2 separate regions of the Homo sapiens genome follow, and region 1 is linked to region 2. The links are chromatin loops, found by intact Hi-C in ENCODE. Cell type or tissue: gastrocnemius medialis. All regions are shown on one strand. Each heading gives the region's core, and the rest is flanking DNA. Links, peaks and the distances in the headings are about the cores only.

Evidence for each region. Hi-C counts contacts between places; a loop is a spot of excess contacts. Peaks named below come from ENCODE experiments on the same cell type or tissue, not always from the same donor. Only the 100,000 strongest peaks of a DNase experiment are listed, where the experiment ranks them.
Region 1: a loop joins it to region 2, with 2.1 times the contacts of the local background. A loop is called at or near these places in 1 of 110 quality-filtered maps.

The regions. Positions count from the first base shown.
Region 1 is chrX:74,229,420-74,234,802 of GRCh38, forward strand. The region is part of intron 5 of FTX (FTX transcript, XIST regulator); the gene reads right to left. Among named protein-coding and RNA genes, the nearest start is that of MIR374B, 13 kb to the left of the region's middle. In gastrocnemius medialis, for the core only: no CTCF peak of the experiment used is centred there; a DNase peak (open chromatin) is centred at 3,048.
Region 2 is chrX:74,158,557-74,163,939 of GRCh38, forward strand. All of the region lies in intron 5 of FTX (FTX transcript, XIST regulator), which reads right to left. It also overlaps the pseudogene MKRN5P. Among named protein-coding and RNA genes, the nearest start is that of MIR421, 57 kb to the right of the region's middle. In gastrocnemius medialis, for the core only: no CTCF peak of the experiment used is centred there; a DNase peak (open chromatin) is centred at 2,445; H3K27ac peaks cover 1,281 bases.

The DNA of each region.
Region 1 (5,383 bases), core at 70-5,069, 71 kb after region 2:
CAATATTATGAAAAATAAAATGAATAGAAAGGTATCTATTGTTAATGGATTGGGAATATTAATATTTCTAACATGGCAATACTCCACAAATTGATCTACAGATTAAATGCTTTCCTTAGCAAAATTCTGGCATTTTCTAGAAATTTACAAGCTGATCCTAAAATTCATATGGAAATTCAAAGCCTTCAGAATAATCAAGGCCAAAGCAAAGAACAAAGCTGGAGAACTCATACTTCCAGATTTTGAAATTTACTCCAAAGCTACAATAATCAATACTGTGTAGTACAGGCATAAGGATAGATATAGAGATAAATAAAATAAAATTGAGAGTCCAAAATAAACTCTTATATTTAGAATCAACTGATGTTCAACAAGGGTACCAAGACAATTCAATGATGAAGTAGTCTTTTCAACAAATGGTGCTGAGAAAACTGGATATCCATATGCAAAGGGACTAAGTTGGACTTCTTCCTTAAACTATATACAAAAGTAAATTCCAAATGAATCACACACCTAAATGTAAGAGCTACAACTTAGGTCAGGTAATGGTTTCTTTGTTATGACACTAAAATCACAACTAACAAAAAAAAATAGATAAATTAGATTTCATCAATATTAAAAACTTCTGTGCTATAAACAATGTCATCAAAAAGGTGGAAAGGCAATACAAAGAATGGAAGAAAATAATTGTAAATCATGTATCCAATAAGAGTCTGTTATCCAGATTATATAAAGAACTCTGATAACAACAAAACCACATATAACCCAATTCTAATGAGCAAAGGATTAGAACAGACATTTCTCCAAAGATACACAAATTACCACTAAGCACATGAAAAGTTGCTCAATGCAGAAATACAAGTCAACAGCACAATAAGATATTTCATATCCACTAGGTGGCCATAATTTTAAAAGGCAGAAAATAACAAGTGAGAATATGAATAAATGTAATTCCTCATATTGCAGATGAAAATGTAAAATGGTGCAGGCACCTTATTAAAATTTGTTAATTACCCACAACATTAAACCTAGACATGCCATGACAAAGCAATTATACTCCTTAATGTATACTCAAGAAAAATGAAAACATGCCCACATAAAATGTTGTACATGAATGTTTTTAGCACCATTACTGACAAAAGACAACATCTGTAAATGCAAACATCCGTCAAATGATGGATAAACAAAATGAAATATATCCATACAGTGAAATATTATTCATCAATAAAGAACAGTAATATATACCATAATCTAGATGAATCTCAAAAAAACATGGTAGTTAAAAGAAGCCAGTAACAAGGGTAAGAAATTGCATGATTTATATGACTGCCCAGAATAGACAAATCCATAGGGACAAAAAGCTAAATTAGTAGTTGTCAGGGTTGGCAAAAGGGAAATAGGGAATAAGTGCTAATGAGGTGGTGATGAAAGTGTTGTAAACTATAATAGTGGCAATGGTCGCACAACTCTATGAATATACTAAAAGTCACTAAACTTTAAAATGGTGAACTTTATATTATATGAATTATATCACGAGTTCTTTTCTACAAAAGAAGGTAATTACCTTATCCAGAGTATAGTGCTTAGCAGGATTGCTGAGATAGGCATTCCTACTCCAAAGCATTTACTCTTACTACAAATTTCAAATACCATTTGTTAACTGTAAAACCTTTGGCAAGTTGGCCCCAGGTAAGGTTTACAGTTGATTGACCATGAGTGAAGGTAGAAGATTTGTACAAGCACCTAACTACTCAATACATGTAGATACACAATAAAAACAAACAAGCAAATGTTAGGGAAAGTAAAGGAATACCACATGGCGATTAGTACTATAAGTGAAACACTTTCATCCAACAGAACATTTAAGTTTTCCAGTGACGCCATGAAGTCAAATGATCCCATAATACTTTTGGGCTAAATAATAATCTAATAGAGGAGTAGCAGATGTAAGACTGCAAAAATGAGTCACTAAAGAAACTCAAAACTAGATAAAGGTACCACCCTACATTCAACCACCGGTGGTGAAAAACCATAGCAGAACCGCATCTACAATACATAGGGCATGCTGACCTAACTAGATATTTTTCAGTGAAAGATTTGAAAGTACAATAATATCTAATTACCAGTATAAAGCAGTGGAAAATAAATTTTCTTGCAGGCAGATAAACCCCAAAGCCTACCAAAATATAGTCTTCTTGGTGACTATGGTGTAAATTAATACTATTTAATAAAGGACAGCAAGATAGAAGCAATGACTGCACACCACGATAAAATTCTGGAATACGTTTCTTGTTAAAGTAGTTAAGTCAATCTTTGCAGTATGACAAATCATGGGCTGTGCTTTCATAATATGGCAAGTTAAAGTACCTCAGGAACCATTCAACCTATGGTTAGCAACTCTTAATAACTAACATTTTACCAACAGAAAAAATTCCAGACAGCCAATTGGAGTGGCAATGGGTTAAGTGGTTAATACTATTGGAATGCACCCTTTCTAAATAGCAACGTTGAATTAAAGGTAAACAATGAAGTTACACGTGTAAAGCACTATAACGTGCTGAACCACCAGGTGACAACACTAAAGCACACTACCTAAACAAATTTTGCCATGAAAAAAAATTATTTTTGAAACCAGAAGTGAGATGAGAATGAAAATACTGTGAAGTATATAATAGGGGCTGCTAGAGAACACCAGCAAAACTAAACCATCACTCATTACTGCATCATATTTATGGACCCTAGATGACTGTTTAAAAAAAAAAAAAAAACCTGGGAAGACAGAGGACAACTATAGGAAAAGCACATTGATACATACCATGTTTTTTATTACACAACAGGACTTACCACAGGGCATGTGCTTACTGGGGTACATTTAACAAAAGTCAACTGAACTTACTGCAACAAAACTACAACATGTAGGCCAGGTGTGGTAATTCCAGCACTTTGGGAGGCCAAGGTGGGAGGACCACTTGAGCCCATGACTTTGATACCACCCTGGGTCACATACCGAGATGCTGTCTCAGATAAAATAATAAGATAAAATAAAATAGTTGGGCTGGTAGTGCACACCTGTAGTCCCAGCTACTCAGGAGGCTGAGGCGGGAGGATGGCTTGAGCCCAGGAGTTCAAAGCTGCCATCAGCTATGATTGCTCCACCATGTTCCAGTCTGGGTGACAGAGAGACCTTGTCTTAAAAAAAAAAAAAAAGTACAACAGTACTTTTAAAAGCATGTGAAATACCAATACTTGTAAGTTTTGAAACAGTAGTACATTAAGCCTTTAACACTAAAATATAGTCCACAGATGTGATGAATTCCCATGAGGTCAACTCACTTAGGAGAAACACATTAACGCTGGTGCCTGATGAAAATAATCAGTATATATTTAGTTTAATGGCAACGATAAAGCAGAACCATGTAGCTAATAATAGTACTGAATTAAACAAGAAATTGTACATCAACACACTTTACTAGACAATATTAAATACCTATGCAGTCTATAAGCCAGGAATTGTAATTAGAAAAATGCGTAAAATACATCATGCACCCTTGGAAATCCTCAACATAGCACAGTGATTAGGTTACCATATTAGTTTTCACTCTAGAATTTCACACCAAATTAGTTATGCAAGCTATGCAACTATTCAGAAGGACGCACTGTGGACTAAGGTGGTACTACAGAATTTCCACAAATTAGGTAGCAACACTGGGCACACTTCCAACAATGCAAAGGATGTCAAAACCTATAAACCAGAACTTGTAACAAGCCAAAAAAAAAAAAAAAAAAGACGCAAACATCCATGAACATTTTCAAACATATTTTTGGCTCACTAACACACTGACTAGGGTACTGTATTAATATCCCTATGAGAACCAAATCCATGATAACAAGCATCCAACATAATTTCAGAAGGACATGCTGTGGACTAATGGTAGTACTTTCTTTTCCACCAAAAATTACTTTGTGTACACAAGGAGGCCATACTGAACATACTTTCTGACAATAAGGGAAACAAAATAAAACAGAAATGGGGGGAAAGAAGCCTAACGTTACAGTATTCTCCCCTTATCTATGGTTTTCCTTTACAAAGTTTCTATTACCTGGGGTCAAACGTGGTTCAAAAACATTATATGGAAAATTCCAAGAATAAACAATTCATAAATTCCAAATTGTCTGCCGTTGAGAGTAATGTAATGAAATCTCAAACTGTCCAGCAAAAAGAATCACCCCTTTTTCCAGTGTATACCCCACATTATATGCTACCATCCATTAGTCACTTAGCACCCTTCTCAGTTCAGATTGACTGCTGCAGTAACACAGTGCTTAACAATGACCCCAATATAAGAGCTGTGATGCCATCAATACAGACGTGCCAAAGAGAAGCCACAAAATGCTTCCTTTAGTAAAAAGGCGAACATTTTCAACAGAATAAGGAAAAAAAAATTGTATACTGAGGTTGCAGTAACAAATTTTCTAAGTGCACTTTGGGAGGCCAAGGTGGGAGGACCATTTGAACTCAGGAGTTTGAGAAATTGTGCAGGAAAAAGAAATTCGTGCTAGTTTTGCTGTCACACCTCAAACTTTGCCACAAGTATGTATGTGTAGATAAAAACATATAGGGTTCGGTACTATCCAGTCTAAGGGATCCACCAGGAGAATTAGAACCTATCGCCCATAGATAAGTGGTGGAGGAAATTACTGTACAGGAAATTAGCCACTTTAATATAATTACACTGACCGATTTTAAGATGTCACCTTCGTGTGGAAATAAAATGACATTATATGTAAACAGCTTTTAACTGAATATATTTTTTGCCTCTATAGTAAGGAGATCAGATTATATTGTTATGATCTTCCTATAATCAAATTTCTGATGGGAATGGTGAACTAACATTTCTAAAAGGTCTTTTGGGTGAACTGAGTACTGCAAGGTTTCCATAACAATGCTTCTTTCTAGTCTTTTTATTCCAATAGAGTACGCAAATCTGGACAGCTCCTTGGAGTTTCAAGGTTCAAGGATGAAAAATCTAGTTTATGTGTTGTATACAGCTAATGTCAAGCCTACTACTTCACATACCATGTAACAAAAACTGAGCTATAAACAAGGAAATCATACAAGCAAAACTACATATCAGAACCTACCACAATAGCTAAAAATCACAATGCCCTCAAGAAAGCTACATTAATGTTGGTTTACTAATAGAACAGCAAACTAGATAGCTACTGGAGTAATAATCTCTGAAGGGCAATATTACCAATGCCACTATCACAAACTATAAATAATCAATTACTAGTGAATTTCCATTATCATTGCTTAGTGCAACAGGAAGTCACAAAATTTAGAGGTGCATGATAAACAGAATGGGAAGGCACTACAGGTATC
Region 2 (5,383 bases), core at 191-5,190:
TAAAGGGATGGGTCTGGCTAGTTACCTGCAGCAGGAGCATGTCCTTAAAGCACAGATCGCTCATGCTATTGTTTGTGGTTTAAGAACACCTTTAAGCGGTTTTCCACCCTGGGTGGGCCAGGTGTTTCTCACCCTCATTCCGGTAAACCCACAACCTTCCAGCGTGGGCATCACGGCCATCATGAACATGTCACAGTGCTGCAGAGATTTTGTTTATGGCCAGTTTTGGGGCCAGTTTATGGCCAGATTTTGGGGGGCCTGTTCCCAACATAACTATCCTAAATATATACGCGCCCAACATTGGAGCACCCAGATTTATAAAACAATCACTACTAATATTAGGAAAAGACTTAGACAGCCACACAGTAACTATGGGGGACTTCCATACCCCACTGAAAGCATTACAGAGATCATCAAGACAGAAAACTAACAAATTCTGGACTTAAATTTGACACTTGACCAGTTGGGCCTAATATACATTTACAGAATATTCCACCCAACAACCAGAGAATATACATTCTTCTCATTTCCACATGTAACATACTCTAAGATTGACCACATATGCAGTCAAAAGGCAAGTCTCAGCAAATTTAAAAATATCAAAATCATAGCAAGCATCTTCTCAGATCACAGTGGAATAAAAATATAAATCAATACTGACGGGAACTGTCAAAACCATACAGATACATGAAAACTAAATAACTTGCTCCTGAATGACTGTAGGATAAATAACAAAATTAAGGCAGAAATCAAAAAATATCTTTGAAACAAATGATAATAGAGACACAACACACCAAAACCCCAAGGATGTGGCAAAAGTATAGTGCTTACTGTCTACATCAAGAAGATAGAAAGATCTCAAATTAACAACCTAATGTAACACCTAAAGGGACGAGAAACTCAGAAAAGCACTAAACTCAAAGCTAGCAGGAGAAAAGAAATAACTAAAATCAGAGCAGAACTAAATAAAATGGATAGCAAAATAAATAAATAAATCAACAAAATAAAAATTTTGTTCTTTGAAAGGATAGAAAAGATTAATAGGCTGCTAGCTAGATTTCTTTTTAATTGTTTCATTTGGGAAAAGCACTTCTTACAAAAGGGAAGCTCCAAAATACAGAGACCTCTGCAACAATTATTTGTTTTTCGTAAAGTGAAAGAATGGGTGGGATCCAAGGAATCAAAGCAGTAGATGGACAAACCAGGAGCATCCCTGAATCATTTTCAGGAAACAGAGTGACAAAACATAGAAGTAAAATTTCCAATCAACGAATTACTCCAACAACTTAACCTTAGCTGGTCTTACGGATTCCCTTCAATGGAAAAGTATGACTTATTACTGCAAACCCATTACTCCACTACAATAAACACCTTAGAACAGAGTTTAGAATCACATCTGTCTACCTGAAAGTTCAGGGGTGGAATAAGGCAAATACCCACAAAAGCAAACACAAAAATACGACAACAAAATGCCCCAAATGAGGACAAAGGTTTTTCAGAAAATGCCTGTACTGGAAAGGCTAGATCGTAAAACATTAAATACAACTGTGTATCCAAGACCCAGTTTTTGTTAATATATAGGATAAACAGGTAGTTTTAACCTTTATGGCTAACCCTATTTATCTATATGTAGACAGAGCTAGCACTGCTATACTGACAACTACCAATATACTGCTTTGTCCTTTAAGATCTATCTGCCACACAAGGCTTAAACCACTAAACCAAGTTTTTCTACTAAGGCTAAGAATACTGCATCTATGCAGGGATGAGAAGCTTATCACACACCCACACTCACACACACCATGTCAGCCCTTGGGAGTCAACTTCCAACTTTCCATTGACATTACGCCTCTATACCTTATATATGTATTCTTTCTCAATTTTCCTATCATGCAAAACAGTAGAAATCTCAACACATTCACACCTGGTTCTGGTTACCCAGTAGTATTACTTGTGTGCAATTAAACAAGAGACCAAAACCACAGAACAAGTGCATGTGGTAGGGATTACAGGGTAGGGAACAGATACAAAAACACAGATGTGCAGATTTCACCAGAAACCTCAAGGATCTATGTCCCATGTCTGGAGCAAAAGGCTATTGGCCACTTAGGTCCCTTCACCCATCCCTCCTATTCTTGGATCCCAAAGTAGGGCCACTGCTTTTACTTTTGAACCTGGGGTCCTCAAAATGAGTGTGTGAAAAGTCCGTAAACACAATCTGGTTGAAAACATATGATGCAACACATCTACACTGTCTGACAGCTAAATTTGTGTTACAAAAAACTAAGAATTATTTTTGTAACTTTTTTCAACAGGGAAAACAACACACTCCTCGGGGAAAGGTGAGGGGTTGAGAAGACAGACAGGCCCTGGGTAGAAATTCTTACGACAGCACCTGCAGTTGACAGGCTTGCCTCAGAGAGAAGACAGGCACTGCCACACCACCACAGGGGACAGCTGCTGTCTGGGGTTAGCAGACCAGATCACATGCCACACAAGGTTGCTATAGATCCAAGTTATAAAAAATCTTCCAGCTCATCATGAAACAATTCCCACTGATCTTCAGTCTGTCAGTTTGCCGTCCCCACCTGAAGCCAAAAGCATAAGCAACATCTTACCCAGCTCCAAGATGACAACCTCTTCTTTGCTGTCAAAGGGGTTGCTGTTCTCTCTTTCTTCAATTAGTTCCCAGAAGTGGTTCCTTTGTTGGGCCCCATATCTGCTTAATGTTCCCACTTTCTGTCTCCGTGGCTCCTCTCTCCTCCTCTTTACGCATGCTTGTAAAAGCAGTTCCCTCCAAATGGGCAGCTCCCATGTCCTTCATCAAAATACGTGCACGCCTTGTTGCTCATTGTCTCTTTGTATTTCTGAACGAGTTTCTGCTTCTCTTCTTTCTCCTCAACCCAGTACTCACTTGGAATGACTAAGTTAGATGTGATCTGGCATTCTGGGCAGGACTTTATGATCTTGCTCTCAAATTGCTTAGCCCTCCTCCACGTGCAAATGCACTTGAGACAGTAGGTGTGGTTGCAGATGAAGAAGACCACAAAGCAGCGCTAGCTGGGGTTGGCTTTCTCATAGACCACCTCCATGCAGATCCCACACACCATGTCCTTGCCGCGCTGCACAGCAAATGAGAGCTCTATGTCCTTCTCATGGGACTCAATGCACGATTTTATACGCTGTGATCTCTGGGCAGTATCCATCGGATGCAGGACCTGTGGCCCATACATGTCACATGAATCTCCGTGGAGATACACACAGTTCTCCCCATATCAGCACTCTCCCACTGCAGCAAAGGGGCACAGCTGCTTCTTTGTTTCCATGGCAATTTGCTTTTTCTCTGATTCTTCCTTGGTCACTGGGCCCTGCAAGGGTGCTTCAGTGAAGGAAGGTACCGTAGGACCACAGTAGGGCTGCCCAGGAACAAACTCAATAGCATTCACCCAGTCCCCTGAACCTGCTCCTACAGTTGCAAAGTTTGAATTTCTTGACTCAGCTTCGCTTGTATTCATTTCAACTATCGATGAGAGACTTGAGGAAGCAGCAATGGATGACTTTGTAGTTAGCTCTGCAGCAGTTCCTTCTTCCTGGTTCAATGGCTTGCTATGTTCATATTTGCAGCGGTCACCATAAACACAGTACCCTTGCTGAAAATACTTGCACACTACACCATACGGACTGTCAGAGAGGTCATGCGAGAATCCACAGTTACCTCTGTCCTTACAAACCCCATGCATAAAATACCTGCAGGTGACCTGTTTAGTCCAGCTGCGCCGCCACTGCCGTGGCTGCCCAGCCGTCACTGCCGTCGCTGCTGCTGCTGCCGTCGCTGCCACCGCCCCCTCCGTCTGCCCCAGGGGATGGGGTGGTGACTGTGGGGACCAGGTTTGGGGAGGCCGCTGCTGCTGCCGCCGCAACTGCCGCTCCTACTCCTAATGTTGTGGCTGTTGTTCCGGGAGCTGCAGCCTCGCCATTGCTGGTTATCCCACACAGCAAAGCCCCGGAACTTCCGGGATTATATAGTTCCTGTCTGGCTGCTGGGAGAAGACCACGAGGCCAGGCGAGGGGAGGGGAAGGAGACTGAGGCACCCGCTCGGTCCCTGCCACCTCCGACCTAGCTAGAAGTTTTTGTTGTTGATGTTGTTTTGTTTTTTGGGGTTTTTTGTTTTTTGTTTGTTTGTTTTTGGTGCAGAGTCTCGCACTGTCGCCCAGTCTGGAGTACAGTGGTGCGATCTCGGCTCACTGCAACCTCCGCCTACAGAGTTCAAGCAATTCTTCCTGCCTCAGCCTCCCGAGTAGCTGGGATTACAAGCGCCTGCCACCACACCCAGCTAATTTTTGTATTTTTTAGTAGAGACGGGTTTCGCCATGTTGGCCAGGCTGGTCTCGAACTCCTGACCTCGGGTGATCCACCAGCCTCTGCCTCCCAAAGTGCTGGGATTAAGGCGTGAGCCACTGTGCCTGGCCCACCCTAGTTAGATTTTCAAAAAAGAGAGAGAAGTTCTGGCATGGTGGCTCACGCCTGTAATCCCAACACTTTGGGAGGTCGAGGCTGGCGGATCACTTGAGGTCAGGAGTTCGAGACCACCCTGGCCAACATGGTAAAACCCTGTCTCTACTAAAAATACAAAAATTAGCTGGGCATGGTAGCATGGGCCTGTAATCCTAGCTACTCCGGAGGCTGAGGCAGGAGAATCACTTGAACCCAGGAGGTGGAGGTTGCAGTGAGCCGAGATCGCGCCACTGCACTCCAGGCTGGGCAACAGAGTGAGACTCCGTCTCAAAAGTGAAATAAAATAAGAGAAAAGATGCAAGTAAGTATAATCAGAAATGACAAAGGTGACATTACAACTAATCCTGCAGAAATACAGAAAAGCCTCAGAGACTACTGTGAATATTTCTATACACGCAAACTAGAAAATCTAAGGGAAATGCCAAAATTCCTAGAAAGACAAAACCTCCCAAGATTGAAGCAGGAAGAAATAGAATTCCTGAACAGACTAACAGTTACTTACAAAATTGAATCAGTAATAAAAAACCTACCATCAAAAAAAAAAAAAAAAAAAATCTCTGGACCAGATGCTTTCACAGCTGAATTCTACCACATACAAAGAAGAGCTGGTACTAATCCTACTGAAACTGTTTTAAAAATTTGAGCAGGGATTCCTTCCTAACTCATTCTGTGAAACCAATATCATTCTGATACGAAAATCTGACAAAGACATACACAAAAAGAAAATGATAGAACAATATCCCTGATGAAAAATCAAGAAGAAAGGGAAGCAGAAAGAAAGAAAAGGCATCCAAATAGGAAGAGATGAAGACAAATAATCTCTCTTCTCTGATGATATGTATCTATACCTAGAAAACCTTAAAGATT